Regions from separate parts of the Mus musculus genome. Here region 1 is linked to region 2. A link is a loop called in an ENCODE intact Hi-C map of the cell type or tissue named here. Cell type or tissue: heart. All regions are shown on one strand. Each heading gives the region's core, and the rest is flanking DNA. Links, peaks and the distances in the headings are about the cores only.

What was found. A loop is a pair of places that touch in the nucleus more often than their neighbours do. Peaks named below come from ENCODE experiments on the same cell type or tissue, not always from the same donor. Only the 100,000 strongest peaks of a DNase experiment are listed, where the experiment ranks them.
Region 1: a loop joins it to region 2, with 5 times the contacts of the local background. A loop is called at or near these places in 4 of 42 quality-filtered maps.

What each region holds. Positions count from the first base shown.
Region 1 is chr12:100,121,746-100,138,535 of GRCm38, forward strand. Nrde2 (nrde-2 necessary for RNA interference, domain containing) reads right to left here. Exons shown (of 14, transcript NM_001290303.1): 8 at 15,913-16,033; 9 at 12,612-12,787; 10 at 10,406-10,792; 11 at 8,613-9,538; 12 at 7,550-7,688; 13 at 4,456-4,527; 14 at 3,705-3,986. The coding sequence ends at 3,861. Psmc1 (protease (prosome, macropain) 26S subunit, ATPase 1) reads left to right here. Exons shown (of 11, transcript NM_008947.3): 11 at 1,313-1,619. The coding sequence ends at 1,447. Among named protein-coding and RNA genes, the nearest start is that of Psmc1, 20 kb to the left of the region's middle. In heart, for the core only: a CTCF peak has its summit at 10,083 (motif pointing right); a DNase peak (open chromatin) is centred at 10,176.
Region 2 is chr12:100,337,253-100,339,752 of GRCm38, forward strand. All of the region lies in intron 17 of Ttc7b (tetratricopeptide repeat domain 7B), which reads right to left. Among named protein-coding and RNA genes, the nearest start is that of Gm51958, 11 kb to the right of the region's middle. In heart, for the core only: CTCF peaks have their summits at 655 and 1,071; no DNase peak of the experiment used is centred there.

The sequences.
Region 1 (16,790 bases), core at 8,814-11,313, 210 kb before region 2:
TTAATTGTACTACCCAAACTTTCCTTAAAATGTTTCAAGAGTTCAGAAAAGTTCCATCCATCACGAGAATATGTACCTACACGCCCATTGCCTAAATTTAAATGACTGACCATTTCCTGTCCTCGCGCACACCTACCTTGTGGTTGAGCCATTTAAAGTCTGGTGGCCATTTCCTTAACAGCTTTCAGTGCCAGACTTGTAGTGTTTTAGTCTTGTTATTTTGTTTATTTTTAGGGTTAATTTTTAATTTTTTGTTTTGTCTTGTTTGTTTTTCAAGACAGGGTTTCTTTGTGTAGCTTTAGTTGTCCTGGAAGTCACTCTGTAGACCAGGGTAGCCTCAAACTTCAAGACTTGCCTCCCAAGTACTGGGACCACCGGGCTCTAATTTTTAACTTATAATTATATGTAAATGAGCATTTTCATGTGGGACTATGCCTGGCATCAGATTCTCTGGAGCTTGAGTTATAGACCGTTGTGAACCTGAAATGGGTTCCCAGGAACCAAACTCAGACCTCTGCAAAATTCCTGTATGTCAGCATATTTACTGCAGCAGTCTGTGCTCTGACTGTAAGTAAATTAAATGGACATACACTCACCTCTGCCTTTTGGCATATCACTTTTTAATAAGGGGACTAGAGTTAAGAGCACTGGCTGCTCTTCAGAGGACCCAGTTTCAGTGCCCAGCACCCACATGGCTGCTCATAGCTGTTTGTAACTCCAGTTCCAGAGGACCCAACGCCCTCACACAGACATATGTGCAGGCAGAGCACATAAAACTAAAATATTTACTTTATTAAAAAATAAGGACAGAAAGTAAGAAAGGCATTTTAAATGAAATGCAGACAGAGCACATAAAATCAAAATATTTACTTTATTAAAAAATAAGGAAAGAAAGTAAGAAAGGCATTTTAAATGAAAGTGAAGCTACAAGAACTAAGTGACTGGCTAGAACCTGAGACAGTGCAGAATCCCAGATCTCCGGGCCAGTCTACCCCCTTATAGTCTTCCCAGTTTATGCATCTTGGATTCTCAGAAATTATGATACATGAGACATTTAAAAAATAACCTGTTCCCAAATGAGCAATTTGTGTTTAGTCTGTCTTATACTTTATTTCAAAATATCTCTCTGAATTCCTTAAGTTAAAAATAAGTGTTTCGGTCTGAACATACTGTTCTTTTTTTCTTTCTTTCTTTCTAGTCAGGGTTCTCTTTGTAGCCCTGGCTGTCTTCGCTCTGCAGCTGACCTGCCTCTGCCTGGGATTAAAGGCTTCTGGCACCACACCCGACTGACTCATACTGTTCTGTCTTCTAGGCAATCTGTACAGAAGCTGGCTTGATGGCCTTGCGGGAACGCAGAATGAAAGTAACAAATGAAGACTTCAAAAAATCTAAAGAGAATGTTCTTTATAAAAAACAAGAAGGCACCCCTGAGGGGCTCTATCTCTAGTGGCCCACAGTCGTCCTCAGGGATGGGGAGCTGTCCCCAGGAACCCATTCTCCAGTTCAGGTTTGCCAGTAGAAAGCCTGTATCGTGGAGGACACTGTGCCTCCATCTGTTGTTGGTCATTGTGCCGTGCTGCTCTCTACTCCCAATAAAGGATTGGCCTGGTTTGCTTTCTAGCACTGTAATGAGTACCATGATAAAAAAACAATTTGGAGCTTGAGGGAAGAGTTCATTTTCTCTCAGCTTGTGATGGAAGTCGGACCTGGAGAAAGGAACTGAGGCAGGAGCTGTCCTGGGATCACTTCCCGCTTCTGTCTGCTGTCCAGGCAACCACCTGCCTAGGGCTGCTACCGGCTGCTACCCCTCGTGCTAGGCTGGGCCCTCCCGCATAAATCATTTATTAAGAAAATCCCAGAGACTTGCCTATAGGCCAGTCTGACAGAGGCATTTTCTCAGTTAAAGTTCCATCTTCCCAAATGACTGTAGCTTTGCCAAGTTGACAAAAGGTAGCCAGCACAAGCGTGTACTTTGACAGCTGGTCTGTGGCTGCCCGCCTACAGCTCCCTGCAGCAGATGGGAGGGTCCTGTAACAGAGTGGGTAGTTCACGTTCCCAAGAGGCTGAGATCCACAAGGAGTCGGTATAGAATCCTATCCCAACCATGCCTGCCTCGGTTCTGGGTTCATAATCTTCCTTTCTTAACAGATGGTTCCTTAAAGCCACAAAAGGCAGGTGGCCTATGGAGAGAAGGCATATCCCTCTCCCATTGCCAACATGTCTTAAGTACAAATGCATCTTAGTGTATAGGTCAAGAGCATTCTGAAAGCTACGCTATGTTCCTTGCTGGATACTCAAGAGAAAAATCAGTTTTCCTTGAGGTCTCTGTTGGCAGAATTCAGTTCCTTGTAGCCATGGACTGAGGTCAGTGCTGGCTGAGGGCCTTTCCCACCTTGTAGAGGCCACCCTGACTCCTGCACCCCACCACCCTCCATCAAGTCAGAAGGCATGTCAAGCTTTTGAGTCCCGTCTTCTCCCGCTCCCAGTCTTCCAGTGAGCCCCTTCACTTCCTACTTTCCCTTTTCACCTTCCAAGAGTCTCCTGACCAGATTGCGCCTACTCAGATACCTCAGGACAGCCTTCCCCCTTCATTTTTGTCATTAAGATCTTCATATGGAGCCCAGGTGTCATGTGTAGTCCAGACTGACTGATTGTATAGGTCAGGCTGGCATTAAATTCTCCATGTTCCTTCTGCCTCTGCTTAGACCATAAGAATTTGACAGCATCCTTGACTAACCCTCTAAAGGTTATTCACAGGTTCCAGGCCTAGGGTGTGGCTACTATCTTGGGGATGGGAAAGAGTGTGTCTACCCAAGGATATCTACTCATTGGTAGCCTGTGCAGAGTAGACAGTCTACTTGTATAGAGATGTGGCCTCCATGAGAAGCTGCACAGCATGGAAATTCAGCCCTGTCAGAGACCAAGGATAAGAAACGTACGTGTTCATAGGGCTGGAGAGATGGCTCAGCTGTTGGAGGCTAGGCTCATAACCAAAACTATAAGAAACATGTACATAGACGAAAGGTGAGACGTCCACGGGGGACAGCATAAGGCTCTGTGTCTAAACCTCAGCATAAACAGAAATACATTTGAGTATTAACACCCAGGAGGCACGTTCAAGAGAAGCAAGAGTTCAAGGCCACCCTGTTTCAAAACATCCAGAAAAAAGCTCTGCAATGCCTGCAGGCATTCCTGCCGTGAATACAGGCAAGCTATCTTGGGGAGTCAGTCCCTTCTAGCCAAGCTAACAACAGTGAACAGGCTGTGTTACAGAGCTCTCCCTCAGCAAAAACTGACTGCATTCTCAAAAAACCAGGATGAGGTCTGTTGTGAACAGTTGTGACTGTGGTTTGGACTCTGCTCTAAGGTCACCAGCAAGGTTCCTGCAGAGGGCGCTGGTGTCCGGCCCAAGGGTTTCCTTCCACACAGTACTGAGCACAGGAACACCAGGCTCCAATGAAGGCCCTGTGGATGCTCCTGGTCCAAAGACAGGTGTCATCAGCAATGATTAGAAACTTGCCACACCTATAACCCAAGGCAGGCAGTGCTGAGTAAGCATCTTCTGGGCTGGATGGGAGAACGACGCACATCTATCAGCCTAGGGAAAGGGGGATCTCAAATGCAAGTGGCCAGACCTGTGACTCCAGGAGCATGGACACATGCAGTGGGAGGGGCTGAGCGGGGGAAATAAGAAGCTGCACACATGTCAACCACAAAAGGTTTATCACTGGCACGACTCCACTTGTACATAGAGATCACATATATAATATGTAAGTCAATACGTCCAACCCCAGCAGGACAGTGGAGCCTGCACAGCTGCGGCTTTGGGCTCTGCAGGCTGGCCCAGGCCTGGCTGCACACTAATCCTCCAGCAGCAGCTCCAGCTCCTCAAGGGGCAGGCGCACACGGAGCTCCTTCTCGGTCATCACGTCCAGGATCTCCTGCAGCTCGTCTGGGAAATACTCCATGGCGTCCATGTATAGCACCTGTGGGCAGAGAGGAGACCAACACTGGCTGGAAGCATCAAAGAGTCCCACGATGGAGTAGGGTCCCAGTGAGTCCCATCAATTCTCGGTCCTGCTGGGACGAGCTCAGGCAGCTCTGCAATGCCCAGGGGAAAGCTGTGAATGGCATAAAGAGAGTGAAGCCCTCTCTTTATTTGGCCAGCAGGGTCAGCAGGCACTGCCATGACCGTTTGGTTTCCCTCTGGGTCTGGGTAGGACATGGGCATCTGGGCATTGCAAGGGATGCTGGGAAGCAGCTCACCCACGGAGCACCATCGACTGCTACAGGGACAGTCACAAGGAGCTCTGGTGCTGTGGGGACGGTGGCGAGGAAAAGGCTTTGGAAGAGGGTACTGCCCTGCCAAGCCACACACCCTAACACTGCTAGGCAGAGGCTGGCAGGAAGGTCCTTGGGAAGCTGAAGACAACAAGCACTGCGTTTAAAGCTTACCTTTGCCCAAGGACAGCTCTGGAGGGCCTTGTAGAACACGCCTTTGCTTCTTTCTTTGTTTCCTAAGGAAACCTGAGTTAAGAAGAGAGTAGCGTGAGCAATGGAGGCAGGGGAGCCAAGGCTACTACACCACTATCTACGCTTGCCCTGAGACACCGGAAGCCAGCCTGCATGTGCGCTGACACCATCTTGGCAAGCAGGGGGATGGTTCCCAGTGGCAGACAACACTCTGGCTCAGCGTGTTAGATCACACGATGCTGTTAACTTCCTGTGTCCCCTTTATGACACTATTGTACCTGGGTGTCAGTGAGAGTGCTTGGGGTGAGGTGTTCGTGAGGTGAGGCTGAGGACCTGGCACATGGAAAGTCATCTTCTATTTTAAGAACATTATCTTCAGAGAATTAAGAAACTGGCATCCCCTGGGTACCAGTTACATCATTTCTCTGAGAGGCATTACATGACAAACATCTGAGGAGGCTGAGGCAGGAGGATAACAAATCCTAAACCAACCTGTCTCAAGACAATGAATAAGTAAAAATCAAAAGGCAAATTTGCCCATTACTTATTGAGAGTAAAATTTGCCATCAGAGTCTAGAGGCAGCCGGATATCAGTGTGCACAGCTGCTGCCTAGGCTGCACCATGGCGTGATGTTCCTATGCTGCTCAGATGCTTCCGTCTGCCTCTGCTTAAGAGGGAAGGAGGGGAGTGGGGAGGAGAGGAAAAGACGGGCAGAGGATGGGTGAGAGGAAGAAGGTGTAGAGAGGGAAGGAGAACACTCAGTACTCAGTGTGTAGTGAGTTTTCTCCTAGCCCTGAAAATGAAGGCCTTTCTAAAAATGGCCTAAGATCTGAGTGGCCAACAGATCAACAGCAATTACAAGGAGGTAAAGAAAGTCTAACAGTGACAACCGAGAAATACCACAGCCCCCTTTTATGTAGTGGGACTTCCTCCACTGTGCATATCTGGTCCCGTAACGGCTGACTGGCTTATCTACTTAAATGTCCTTCCATACTGTGTAAGTGCACGGCCAGAGTCTCTCTCTTTTTTTTGTTTTTTGTTTGTTTGTTTGAGACAGGGTTTCTCTGTGTAGTCCTAGCTGTCCTGGAACTCACTTTGTAGACCAGGCTGGCCTTGAACTCAGAAATCCGCCTGCCTCTGCCTCCCGAGTGCTGGGATTAAAGGCGTGTGCCACCACGCCCGGCTATAGCCAGAGTCTTGGAGGAAGCTGCCACTGTCTCAACACCGCCACCAGCTTGGCTCAAAGTGCTGATGTGCACACACGGTTAACAGCTAGGAGGTCCCCTCACACTGAGGCTGCCGCCCGACAAAGGTCAGCCTAAGGAGGAAACCTAACTGCTGTTTGTCTGACTCCTTTTCCTTCTCTAGCCAACCAAGGATGGGGCTTAACGCCCAACATTTCTGCAGGGAAAAAGTAAGCATGCTAGCACGCAGCATGCCTGCACACCATCCAGAGGACTCAAGCAAGCCACCCTCCCCGACAGCCGCACACAGCAGCTCTTTCCTGTCCTCTGACACTTCAGCCCACACCTCACACTGGAGCAAGGGAGCTCTCTCTCTCTCTCTCTTTCTCTCTCTCTCTCTCTCTCTCTCTCTCTCTCTCTCTCTCAACTGTAGTTAATTAACAAAAGTGCTAGGAGCCCACTCAGATGCCTCAGGAACTGCCAGGTAAGTCACTGCTCTAATTAATCCTTGGTTTTAACACCACCTCATCAAAGATACAAACTCCTTAAGGGCCCAGACCTTTCTTTTCAAATCAACAGCAGTTTTTTGTATCCAGCCCACGCATACCCAGCTCCCTGCAGTCCCAGTCAAAGCACTGTCACCTGACCTTTTCCTGTGTCCATCTAAACACTTGGGACAGGAAGCTGATAAACAGACAAGTATCCCACTCTGCTCTAAGGCTCCTTTCTATGCTTAGAAAGGTTGAGACACGGGGGAAAGAGATTGACAAAAGCCAGAGTTTCCTGTTAGCTGTACCAGGCTGCCAGGCAGTCAAATCAGGACACACCATAAATACCATCTCCCCATGCAACCCTCTGTTCTGCATGGAATTCAGCCATAAACCTAGGCTTCCGGCTCGAAAGAATTCCTCTAAGTGCTAGGGACACAGTGCAGCTGGTAAAACGCTTGTCATATAAGCACCAAGTTCCCCGGAACACAAGTGAAAAACAAACAAACCCACAAAGCAAGCGTGGTAGCACAGAGTTAGTTAGCACAGCACTGGGAGGCAGAGACAGGCAAGGCCCTGGGGATTTCGGATAAGCCGGCCTAGCCTGCTGCTAAGTTCTAAGCCATGTGAAAGACCCTACTTCAAAACAAACAAACAGTGAAATACACCCAAGAAACAGTGCCCAAGGTTGACATTTTGGCCTCCACATGTACGTGCACACATCTACACACACACCCCCACACACATGACTGTGCAGGCCGCAGCCCAGACCTAGGCACTCAGCACTCTGCACCTAAGCCTGTGCCTGTTTGCCCCATGCACCAAGAGCTGAACTGGGGAACACGTCCTCTGGGTCCCTCAGGCCTTCAGTACAGACGGGGCTGATGTGGAGATCAGGGAAGGCACCCACATGGCTTCTAAGAACCAGGCCAGACTGTCTTCCTCTGCCTTCCTCTCTAGTGGTGCTAGAGACTGACCCCAGGGCCTGGCAAGCTAGAACGGATGACCTACACGTCCCACTCAAAATTTCACATTCTTGACCGATCCTTATCTTTTGATAACAAAGCTGAATCAAGACCAGGAGGCTCTTGTGAAGAGAAAAGCAAGGATGTCAGCTTCTCTGACCTAAAAGCTCCTGGGCCATTCCCAAGTCACTAGTTTAACAAGGTCAAGGCAGAGAAAGCCAGTAATCACTCTTGCATTTCATTCTTCCAAACATCCTGAAAGAGGAGACACCGCTCAGTCGGGTTCGCATAAAAATTAACCCACGCCCCCAGGGAGGGGTGGGAATAAGGCCCTGCTTCCCAGGCCTGGCTACAGACAACTGCAGTTTTGTCTACTTATAAATTTAGACACGGGGCTTTAACAAAGCAAAACCAGAGAGTCCAAAATTTTTTTCTTACCAAAAAATTCAAATACATCCTCCACAGTAGGGGACACTGGTTGCCCTTGTCGCTCCGAATCGCATTTTCAAACAAAGCTCTGATGCGATGCGTAAGGCCAGTCTCGGGGATTGTTGCATGGACCTCTCTGCCTCCTACCCTGCAAGGAAAGAACTCAGGTCATTCTAAGACAGGTTCTGTGCCCGACATCCCAGCGGGAAGACATACTTCAGCAATGGCGAAGCGCAGCGGCGTCTGGATCCGCTTTTCAGAGGTGTTCTGTCCCTCAGGGGTGAGCATGCCGGCAGCCAGTATAGGTGTGGCATAAGCAAGGACACTGGCCAAGAATGTGTTTCTTCGCTATGCTGACCCTGCCCAGGAACCACACACAACCCCATTAATCAGAAAGAAAGGCCTCCCTTGGGAAAGAAAAGGTCTTTCAATTTACAATGGACAAGACTCAGATCAAGTGAATAAATATCACTGAAAGAGACAAAAACCAAGCAAAATAAAGTATCCCTCAGTTTATCAGGATTTCACTGATGTGATGCAGAGCAAACAGCCCAGAAGGAACAACGATTCCTACGCTGACACGGTCCCCAGATGACCACTAGCCCTCAGCTGTAACAAGCTGTCAAAGGAGGCATGGGAAACAGGAGGCCGTTCTCAGGGAGGCTGACAGAGGGAGGCTCGCAGCCGCTGGGCAGCACCTGCTGCACTGGACCTGACAGGAAACCCCAGGAAGTCAGTTCTTCCGCAAATACATTTGACAGGAGGGGAAATGACGTGCTTGCCCCAAATCACCCAGGTGACAAGCAGCAGAGCGGGTACCTGCATCAGAGCCTCTACAGTCTACACCTGACAGCACGAGGCTCTCATTACAGCACCTCAGACACACCAGAAACCAGTCAGGTGGAGCCACTTCCTAAGGTCTGATTCACTCTTCCGTCACTGTCGTGGCTAAAGCAGTCACACCAGGTGTGGCAGAGCCTGGGCCACGCCTGAGACCTGGCAAGGGGCTGCAAACACAGCAACCCTCCCTTTAAGGTCTGTGAAGCCCATGCAGGAGACTGCCAGTAATTACCTCTGAACAGATTCCACTAGCTTTTTCCTCAGCTTCTCAGCTTCGATTGCAAATAGCCAAGGCTCCAAATGTTTGGCAGACCTAGTAACTGTGTCAAAGAACCTTCTGGTCTTGTTAGCACTGTGGGACTTATTCTGAATCTGTACATAAGCCCTCCAAAGAACCTGGTTGCCCGGATACAGCTTTAAAGCATCGGAGAGGGTCTCTCGGAGTGGAGCCAGAGGGTAAACACAAACGTTCATGTGGAATCGCAGCAGGCTTGTGTGCATCATGCTGACAGCCTCGAGCACATTGGTCAAACTCTGGGAGCTGGTGCTGTCCTCTGGCCCTGGGTCTTCTAAGCGAGCAGAGCCCTTCAGCTTGGCAAACACCCTTCCGTATATCTGCACAGCAGCATCAATGCCCACAGTCAAATACTGGAAGAGCATAAAGCATCGGACCAAGCTACCCAGGCAGTCCAAGGCCTCTGCAGGAGCTGGGCTGGAGGCACAGCTCTGGCCCAGGCAGTCCTGCAGCGCGAGCTCGTAAGCCTTCCGAGCTTTCAGCACCTGGGTGGACGAGACCTGCCCCGTGTAGGGCCCGTAGGGACTGCTCTCCGTCAGCCGTGTTAATATGTGGACCGCTCGGCCTGTGGTGGCTCCTCTCGAGTCCGGCGACAGTTCCATCTCCAGCTCGGCATAGAGCAGACTGAGCTCGCAGAGTTCACGGTCCTTCAGCTCGCTGCTGCCTGCCATGCTGAGTGCTGTGTCGAACACTTTTCTGGCATCCTCTGTGTTACCGAGCAACCACTCCAGGTGTGCATACTGCTTCCAGAGGCAGAAGTTGTTGCGGTTTTCTGGCTCCTTGAGGAGATTCTTGGCTAGTTTTTTGCAGCTCTTTCCCTGAGACTTCAATCGCTTCTTTTTAGTGTGTAGACACCAAATGACCTATAGTAGAAAGAAAAGAACAACTCTGGTCCCCCAAACACTCCCTTTGTCTGTCAGGCCGAGGCGGCACCGGCAAGGCAGTGGTGCCCACATGCCCTCTGTCAAATCTGGCTAACACCGGACCCCTGAGCTGGCAATGAAATCAGGGCTCACCATGGCCATAGTGAACATACCAGGTGTTTACTCAAATCCCCAACACACAGGCCTGACCCTCTCCAAGCGCTTGCCTCCAAAGAGATGGCCACACTTTCTTGTCCAAAGGCAAGAGCTCGCTGAGGGCGGGGCATGGTGACACATACCCTAACCCCACATCTCTTTTCCACGTTTCTGATAACTCAATCGCTTGTCAATAACACTTTTCAAATTTGTCAGTATGCTGTGAGAAGACATGAAATGGGGACATGGAAACTAAACATATGATCTAAATACATTCTACTCGTGTATGAAATTACCAAAGGACAAATTTAAAAAAAAAAAAAAAATTGAGACATTGAGGCCACATTATCGAAGAGAAGTCAGTACTAATCCTGGCCAGCAGAGGGCAGAGCAGTGACTGGGAGCCCTGAGCCGACAGCTACAGAGCATAGAGAGGGTAAGTAGCTTATTTGCTATCCTAAGAAGCCCTAGATCCTCTAACCCAGCTTAAGCGGATGCTGCCTCTTGGCACTAAGTGCCCGGATAATCACAGACGACAGACAGGACAGCTCTGGCCACCGAGCACGGAACTGTCTCCTCCCTGTCTGCTGTTCCTCCACATCTGAAGTGACTACCAGCGTCAACTGAAGGAGGGAGCTTTGTGAGGACGACACGCGGGTGCATTTGGGGGAGACACTGAGGTGCAGTGAGGGAGGAGGCAGCTCCAGTTACCTTTGCAATCTCGTACCGTAACCAGGAGAGGCTGAGCTGGGACTTCTGCTTGCCTGCGAGCAAAGGCAGCACCAGGTGGAAGACATTGCGGACAAACTCCTCGCCCTCTCGGTTGTGACCTTTGGTCCAGCGAGGGCGACCCAACTGTTCCATGGAGCCGACACAGCTAATGCCCGAAAAGGAAGGGTTGAAGTAAGTCAGGGGCTTTTCATCATAAAGTTCACTCTCAAAGATGCTGCTCTCGTCCATGGCCAGGTAAAGGCAGGAGGCTGGGGGCAGGAAGCCGGAAGGCACGCCCAGGAACTGCAGAAAGGCCTGGATGAGCTGGAACTGAAGGTCTGGGCTGGAAAGTCTGATCAAAGATTGCCCAATGTCATCAAACAGCACCTGCAAGCAAGACGAGACGGAGCCACTGAGACACAGGGGCTCTCACAGGTCTGAGCACACAGTACCAATTCAACACCCGTAAAGTAAGCTGCAAATAGACAGTAGCTAGGTTTTAGCTAGGTTTCCTCCCAACACTAAAACTCAGAAGGCCTCCCAAGGCAACGTGGGCAGCTGGAGAACAGCAGGCTTGGAGCCTGGAGGGGCCATTAGCACTCACACACCCCCAGGAAGCACTGGGAAGGAGGAAGGACCAACAGGCTGAAGCCAACAGCTTCCAAAGCAACCTGCAGGACTTACAGAAGACCTAGGCCCATGTTCATTTTAGAAAGCAAACAACTGCACAGCTACGAGAACAGCTACAAAGACTTTTGATGCTAGGGTTCGTAGTTCCTTTCTAGAAAGCTGCTTCAGAAAATGGAAACAGCTCAAACACAGGTAAACAGGAGCATGGTTAAGAAGAAGACAACAGAAGCAACGGACTGTGTGAAGCGCAGTTAAAAGCACGGTGCTGGCTGTAAATGCTCACAGGAGCATTGCATCTCTGTAAATGCGACTTCACACTGCTGCTTGAAAGCACACAGACTCGGACGCTGTCCTCTCGAGGTGCCGTCACGCTGACGGCTTTCTTTGCCTCTCACAGAGGACACAAGCTCAAGCACAGTCACACTGGGCTGCCCAGGACTCAACACACGGGACCATTAATTAATCAGAAAGCTTTTCTCCCTTGGGCTTCAATTAGAGAAAATGCAAAGTGACAGGAAGTTACTCAGACAGTCTGCTCCAGAAATCAGCTCAACTGTGAACACTATAACATCCTAAACACCAAGCAATGATCCTCCCTTAAGACATTCAGTAGCTTCATCCAGGGAAGGACTGGGACCTCCCAGCCTCTCTGCTGCTCACAAGGGCCTGCTGAAGTTTCATCGGAGGTTGCTTCTGGTCCACCCCTACTCTCCATTCAAACTCCAGTCTGGCCACTCCTTGCACCTCAAACTCTGCCAGTACAGATTCCATGCTCCAAGATCCTTTCAGCACCCACCAGCTCTCACTATCTGAGCAGAGGCCACAGAACAGCACGTAGGCAAAAGTGGCAAGCAACGAGCAAGAGGCAACGCGCCCTGTAAGGCACCTCACCTGCAGGGAAGCACACAAGAGCCTCATCCACTGAGGGAATCTCTTTAGCTACACGCGCATGGCATCACAAGCCAAACAAGGAGCTGGTATCTTAGAAAACGGCATCAATTCCGGGCATCAAAATTCTTAAGTCAGTGTAGTGGCACACACCTGTAATCCCAGCACTCAGGAGACTAAAGACAGAAGGATCATGAGCTCAAGGCCAGCTTGGACTACACAGCCTCAATACAACAATAAGCAAACAAACAAAACAGCACATCTTCCCTTATTTAAAACCTCGAGATAGTAGACACTAAACGGAGCAGCAGTGTCAAATCAGTTAATGAGGTGAGTGATGTACCAATACTAGCTCCTTCTCCATCCGTCACGCCTGGCCAGGGCTGGAGACGGCTCAGGGGTTCAAAACCCTGAGACCCATTGTTTAGATCTCTCAGCATCTACTTAACAAGATGGAGCTTTGCACATGCCTCTAACCCCAGATCCAAGAAGGGTAGAGACATAAGGATCACTGGGGCTTGCTGGCTTCCAGCCTAGCCTAAAATTCAAGAGCCCTGGGTTCAGGGAGAGATCCTGCCTCAGAGGAGTAGGTGGAGAATAAGAGAGGAGGGGAGGATACTTGATGCTCTCTTCTGGGTATCATGAACATACGCACACGCACACACAGTGGGGAGGGCAGGGTACATGCCTGTCTCTCAGGGTCCTCACAGTCTTCCTCCGTTTGCTTCTTGGTCTTATCAGGGCGCCAGGGACGCCAGTGCCTCTGGTCTCGAGAACGCTCAACAGCAAGCCAGATCTGCCACCGGGGCAGGGTCTTGTCTTTTATCTCCTGGTCCTCCTCTTCGGGCTCCTCGTCATCCTCATCTAGATAATAATGAGACACCGGTTCACTGGAGCAGAAAATAAATCCATCACCACTACTGTCACCTTCTGTGCCAGCACCATGTGGGCACGTGACACAGAGACAGATCGCCCAGGCTGCTCCCTGGCTCAAGGAGAGTCCCAGAGAAAAAGAAGCAGACAAAGGGAATAGATTTCTAGATCATCACTGCCCAAAAGAACTTCCTGAAATGATAAAAACACTATCTGCGCTAAAGTTGCCACCACCTACATGTGACTCACTGAATTCTTAATTTCATTTCATTTTAATGCACTTTAAGAATAGACAGCTAGAGGTAATTATTTTGAACATCATTTTTTAATAAATGGAATTTTATAACCACACTGGCTAACACATCTGATTTTTAGACAGGGGCCTTATAATTATGACTTATCATTACAGTTTGATTTAAAAACTATTAATTTAGGGTATCCAACCATTTATTTCACTGGGTTCCAAGTCTGAACATGTAATAGTAAAGAAGAAAGAAATCTCAGTTGCCTGCAAAGCCAAGTATTTTCAGGGCATAGAAAAAAATTCAGCGACCACACCCAGAACGAGTTTGGTGGTTTCTTATAACACTAGCTGGCACCTACCACTGCAGAAAGGTGAAGGCTGAAATGCACACACGCACAGACACACATGCACACACATGCACACGTGCACACACACAAGCAAACAACAAAGCCTGTGCATCCACACTCAGGGCAGCTCTGCTCACCACAGCCAGAAACAAAGCAGCCTTGATGTCAGAGGGGTGATTACAGACTGTGGCTTATCTAGACCATACACTGATGCTCAGCATAAAATGAACAAACCCCTGGCACAAGCAACAATAAGCTCAGAGACTTGAGCTAAACGAGTAAAGTCACCCTAAACATCACAGAGCAGACAAGGGATGCTGAGGAGGTGGAGGAGGTGGACTGGGCAGCAACAACATAAAATGGTGTCAGCAGCTGTAAAGGACAAGATGGCAGCTCAAAGAATGATAGGGCATGACTGGGGCAGCCCTACCTCTAAATGTGCACCTTAAAGGGCTCAAAGTGGACTCGGTCATGGCACACTGAGGGTCACAGCTCACAACTGCCCAAGATGCAGCAGCCCATGCATCCGAGGTGCATCCGAGGGTCCCCATGCAGGGAAATACTACACAAACTCGAAATGAAAGGAGATTCTGGAACATGCTACAACACAAGTGCCTCCCGACGACACCTCGGGAAGTGGAAGAAGCCAGCTACACAGGGACAAGTATGTGGCTCCTCTTCCGGGAGGTTCCTAAAGTCATCAACTGATACATGCTGTAGAACTGTAGTTGCCAGGGGAGGAGAGGACTCGGAGGCAGGGATGATGGTAACCGAGACTAGTTCAGCTGGAAAATGCAAAGGTCCAGAGATGGCCGCCAGCAACGGCTGTGCACTGTGTACAGGCACATCACTGAAATGCATTCTTTGTAGTTACCACGGTGAATTTTATATTTTATTTTGCAACTATTTTTTAAGTTGTGCAGCAGCTGGGGAGACAGCTCAGAGGGTAAAGTGCTTGCTGAGTGCGTATCACCAGCACCCAGGTATGGCAGTGTACACCTGTAACACCGTCAATGGGGTCGGGGAGGAGAGGAGGAAGAGGCTTGGCAGATCCTGGGGCTTGCCGGCCAGTGAGTCTAGACAAAGTGAGATGCTCTAAATCCCGTGGCAAACTTTGTCTCTAAAACAAGGTGGGAAGCAACAGAGGCTCCCACACATGTTCACACATGCACCACCTATTCATACCTACACACACACACGCATCTATCACATGCACACACAAACGATGATTCCATTTATAATATTATATAGCAAAACTGATCCCTGTGTTCAGTAACTATGAAAAAGGAAGGATGGTTGTGGCTAAAAACAGTGGCAAAAAAACCCAACGCAAACAAACAAACAAACAAACCCCCCAAAGCCTTGCTGTGATGAAATCGATCTGTCATCACTGTGAGGGAGAAGACAAAGTGGGCTCAGTCATGGCCCACCCGTGTCCACGGCAGCACCAAAACTGATGAAACTGTCTGGTACACACACAGACACATCCATATATGCACACTCGTACACAAACACACACACACACACGTGTACACACACATGTACATGCACATATGTACACACAGACACACACAGGAACAAAGACTGGTGAAATCTGAGTCCACTCTGGACAGGACGCACTATCACTCTCTATACCTGTTTTCCAGGTACATACACATCTACAAGTACTTCGAAACTAAAAAGCAAAGTGCTAACAATTTAAGTGGAAAGCGAGGTTCCCACTGCATGCTGTCTTGCCCAGCTCTGGCTGGCGTCTGACCAAGCACCTTTTCCACTGGGGCCTGCCCTCTTTTTGCTCCTGGAACTGTGGCTAAAAGACTGGGAGCCAGAAGTCTGCCTGTTTTCCTACTGGCTGGCTCTGTTACGGGTATAAACCTAGAAAGCACTTTGGAATGACAACTGTGAAGCTAGTTGCCTCTTTGTTCCTTAAGAGGCAAGAAATTTGTCAAAATTTGTTAGTGTGAACATTGACCAAAGACTACCTTAAATCTACGCCCAGAAGGATGGGAAGTAGGAACTAGCGACACTCCAGCCACTTGAGAAGCAACTTGGAAAAGCCCTTCTCTCCAAGAGTGGCTTTCACGTCTACACTGACGCTCCCGGAGTGATGGTTAACGTTTTCTTTGCTGTTTATTATTGAACCAATAAAGTCTGTGAACCCTTAGAAAGAAAGAAAGAAAGAAAGAAAGAAAGAAAGAAAGAAAGAAAGAAAGAAAGAAAGAAAGAAAGAAAGAGGAGGGGAGGGGAGGGGAGGGGAGGGGAGGGGAGGGGAGAAGGAAGGGAAGGGAAGGGAAGAAGGAAGGAAAAGCCCTTCTTCCTCTGGAGGCCTCAGACCCTCAGGTGCTTGGAATGCTGCATGCTGGGAGTTGGAGCTCAGAGCTTGGCGGTCCAGCGCCTGATTAAATCCTGACCCTCTGACTCTTGCAGCACTCCTAAGCTGCCTCACTAAGCATGAGAAACAATCCTGAAGTGGGAAAACCCAGCCCCAGAAGAGAAGGCACGCCCCTGCCCTCTGAAGCACTTACCTGGGGTGATGAGCACCCAGCCACCTCGCTCCTGTTGGTGCATCCACGCCCGCCAGCCTCGGGCTCCCTTCTCCCCAACGCGTGGTTCTCCGCTGTCCCAGAAGGGCTCAAAGAATTCCACCTGGATCAGGTTTAAAGGACAGAAATTAGGCCAACCACAACAAAGCTCCCAAGTGCGTCTCTGGACCACAGGATCCCTGAAATACCATACAACCAATGTTCAAAGGCACACATGGCAAACAGAGGAGTTATTTCGGCAGGCAGCCTCCAAATGGGCCCCCTCACTCCACCCCTGCCTTGGTGTACAGCTCTAAAGTGTGAGCTGGACATGGTGACTCCTTAGATCAGCATATAGAAAGGCTGCTCAAGATTTGGTGACAAGAGCCTGCAGCTGGGTAGGAAAGCACTTCCCAGTCCTCACCCTGCCGGTGCGGTCTAACCACTGCCAGCCCCACTCATGCCGCCTGACCCACCACCTGACCCCTGAAGTCATGTTGTTTTCAGGACATTGGAGAGAACGGGAATTCAAATTTTCAGCAGGACAGACTGAGCTCTTGGAGGGACAATCGCATCTTAAGTAACTGCTTAATGTTAAGATCTAGCTCAGCACACAGCAGGAACTCAATAGATGCCTTTGGCACAGCTGAGTGGAAGGAGGGTAGCTGTGGGACAAAGCCACACAAAGTGCATCTGGAGGCCAGGCCCTGGTGTCGCCTGGACTTGAGAGCAGCAGTGTACGGAAGCAGCTTGCAGGCAGGCAGTCATACCCAGGAACAGAGCAGACATAGCACTGGGCAGGGACTGACTTATGATCTGATTATCGACTAGCAACAGGATTTCCAGGAGCCATCTTCTCTAATGATACTCTAAAGGAACCT
Region 2 (2,500 bases), core at 1-2,500:
ACCCCTGGGATTCCTTTCATGCCTCTGTCTTCTCAGCATGGAGCAAATGAGATCTTGTCTACCTGGTGAACTGGTGCTTATCCCAGAGCTGGGAGCAATGGACACTTGTCACGCTATGTGTGATAAACATCCTTTACTAAAAGGGAGACAGCAGTAGATACACAGGACAGACACTTGGCAGGAGCCCAGCCCTGGAGGACTGACTGGATTGCTTCATGTGATGAACATGAGAGAGTGATGGAGCATGAGGCTGCCACACCCCATTCCTCACCCACATCCTCTCCACCTCCGCTGCTGCAGCCCATACCTGCTGCCTTCCTCACCTCTTTTCTGAGAAGAACCCAAGGCACTCTGGCATCAGGCATGTAGCAATCCCTCGTTAATGGAGCTTGGAGCTCATTTCCCTGCCCCCTAACAATTCAGTGTTATCCCACATCAGACTTCATTCAGTGTCCACGCCTAGAAGCTGTGCCCCCAAACCAATGAGAGCAAGGAGAGAAAGCAGTAATTTCCCCTCCTAAAGATCCTGAGTTCTTAACAGCAATCTGAATGATTAAGGATCCTGCCAGTCAGCTTGCTTAAAACATTCTCATGTTAATAGGAAAAGACTGTCTCTTAAGCAAGGCTTAGAAATGCCATCTGTCCAACACTGCAGCCTGCTGGCAGCTGTGACCTTCTTGTTTCCATACCTGCTTCCTCCATCCCAGCATGTCCTGATGAGATCAGCAACGGCTCTCAGGTTTTGGAGGAAGAAGAGATGAGAGAGGCCACTCGTATTTCAGCCACCAAATTAGGTATGCTATCTATACTGTTTGCTTTATATTAAACGTTTTAGTTCTGACCCAATGTCCCCAAGGGATTAGACTTGATCTGCCTATCTTTCCTACAAGGCCATCCTGTTGCTGAGGCAGTGGCTCTCTACTGTTATCATACACCTTCCTTATCTGTGAGCATCACTGTCTTTCTCCTCCCTCTGTGCATGTCCATCACTGTGATAGTAAAGCCAGGGCCACAGCAGCTTAGCAGACAACTGCTGCCTTGTACTAATCCCCACAGCCCATACTGCCTCCCACTGGACTCTCTAATAAACGCTGGCCACCACTCTCAGTAGAACTTCCATTTTACCCTGAGGGAAGAATATTTTAAGATGCCCACTGCCACAGCTCCAACATGAATCCGTTCCCCAGCCACTTTAACAGAGTTTCAATAAGTTAACAACAGACAAAATGTCTTCTCCCGAGAAGGAGAAGATCTTTCCAGGGGAAAGCTTTGGGACAGGAGTCCACGAAGCAAGGAGAGGCTATGTTGTCTCCAGGAGGCATGCGAGGCTGAAGCAGTACTGCCAAGGCTGGTAGGCCAAGTGGTCACACACAAGCATGAAGGGAAGCCATTCATGAGCATGCGAGGAGAAGCCAGCTGTCAGGGTGATCCACACTGGTGGTCCTGGGTTGGAGGCAGTACCTTCTGGAGGACTACAGTGGACAGAAGTTTCCTCAGCAGCTCACCTACCATACTGCATGTTCACTTTGGAGCTACTCAGAGCCCTCTGCCTGGAGAGGCTGCTCTAAGCCTGGCATGGTTACCCATGACTGTAGTACCATGCAGTACATGGTACAGGGTAGCTTGGTGCTTCCCTGTTGTGGACACCCACATCTATACTGACTTGCCAACTGCTTATAATTCCATTCATTCTCATTTAAAGAAAGGTGCCCCAGAAGTAATTAAGAAAAATTATATTAAATTAATATTGACTAAATGTAAATAGCAAAGAAAGGTTATATTTGAAAAAGATTGTCTCAATCAGGACTTTTTTTTTCCCACTGTAAATTCAAAAATAGGGGAATGTAAATAAAATAATAAAAATTGAAAAAAAATATTCAAAACTAGTGTTGAGGAACAGAGGGTAAAATATGCAGTTTGAGCATTTCCTTTCGGACTGTGTTACTCATTAAGGTGTGGGGATGTAAAGCCATCACTCGCCATGACGAAGTGGAACCACACTTCTCCGTGATGCTCTTCTCCGTCTGGTCGACTGCTGTCTCATTACTCTGCGTGTTCTCCTCCCAGGGAATTTACTCCTAAACAGGGAGGCAGCCTTCACCGCCACTGGAAGGTGGGAGCCAAGAGCCCCAGGCGTCCTTGTTGGCTTTATTGCACACTTGGAGAGGGAAATGAAACTTCCTACATCGTTTTCTCCCCAGTAAGAGCTGCTAGAGCAGCTGAGAACAGGGCCTCTGGGCTTTGGGTCTAGAGGCAGTGTGGAGGGACCCTGTAGTCTGGAGCCATCCAGAAGAGATAGAAAGTCTGAAGAGACTTTCTGTGTGGTGAGGCCCTTCCTTGAGAGTCTCTGCTTCCAGGGCTACATCTCAGGACGGCATGTGGCTGGGCCTTAAACCCAGGTCAAAGCCCCGTCAAACGACACAGGAGCATGCAGCTATAGTTTTTCATCCATACTTTTACAGATGAGGGACCGTCGACAGAACTGGCCCTTCTCAGAGAC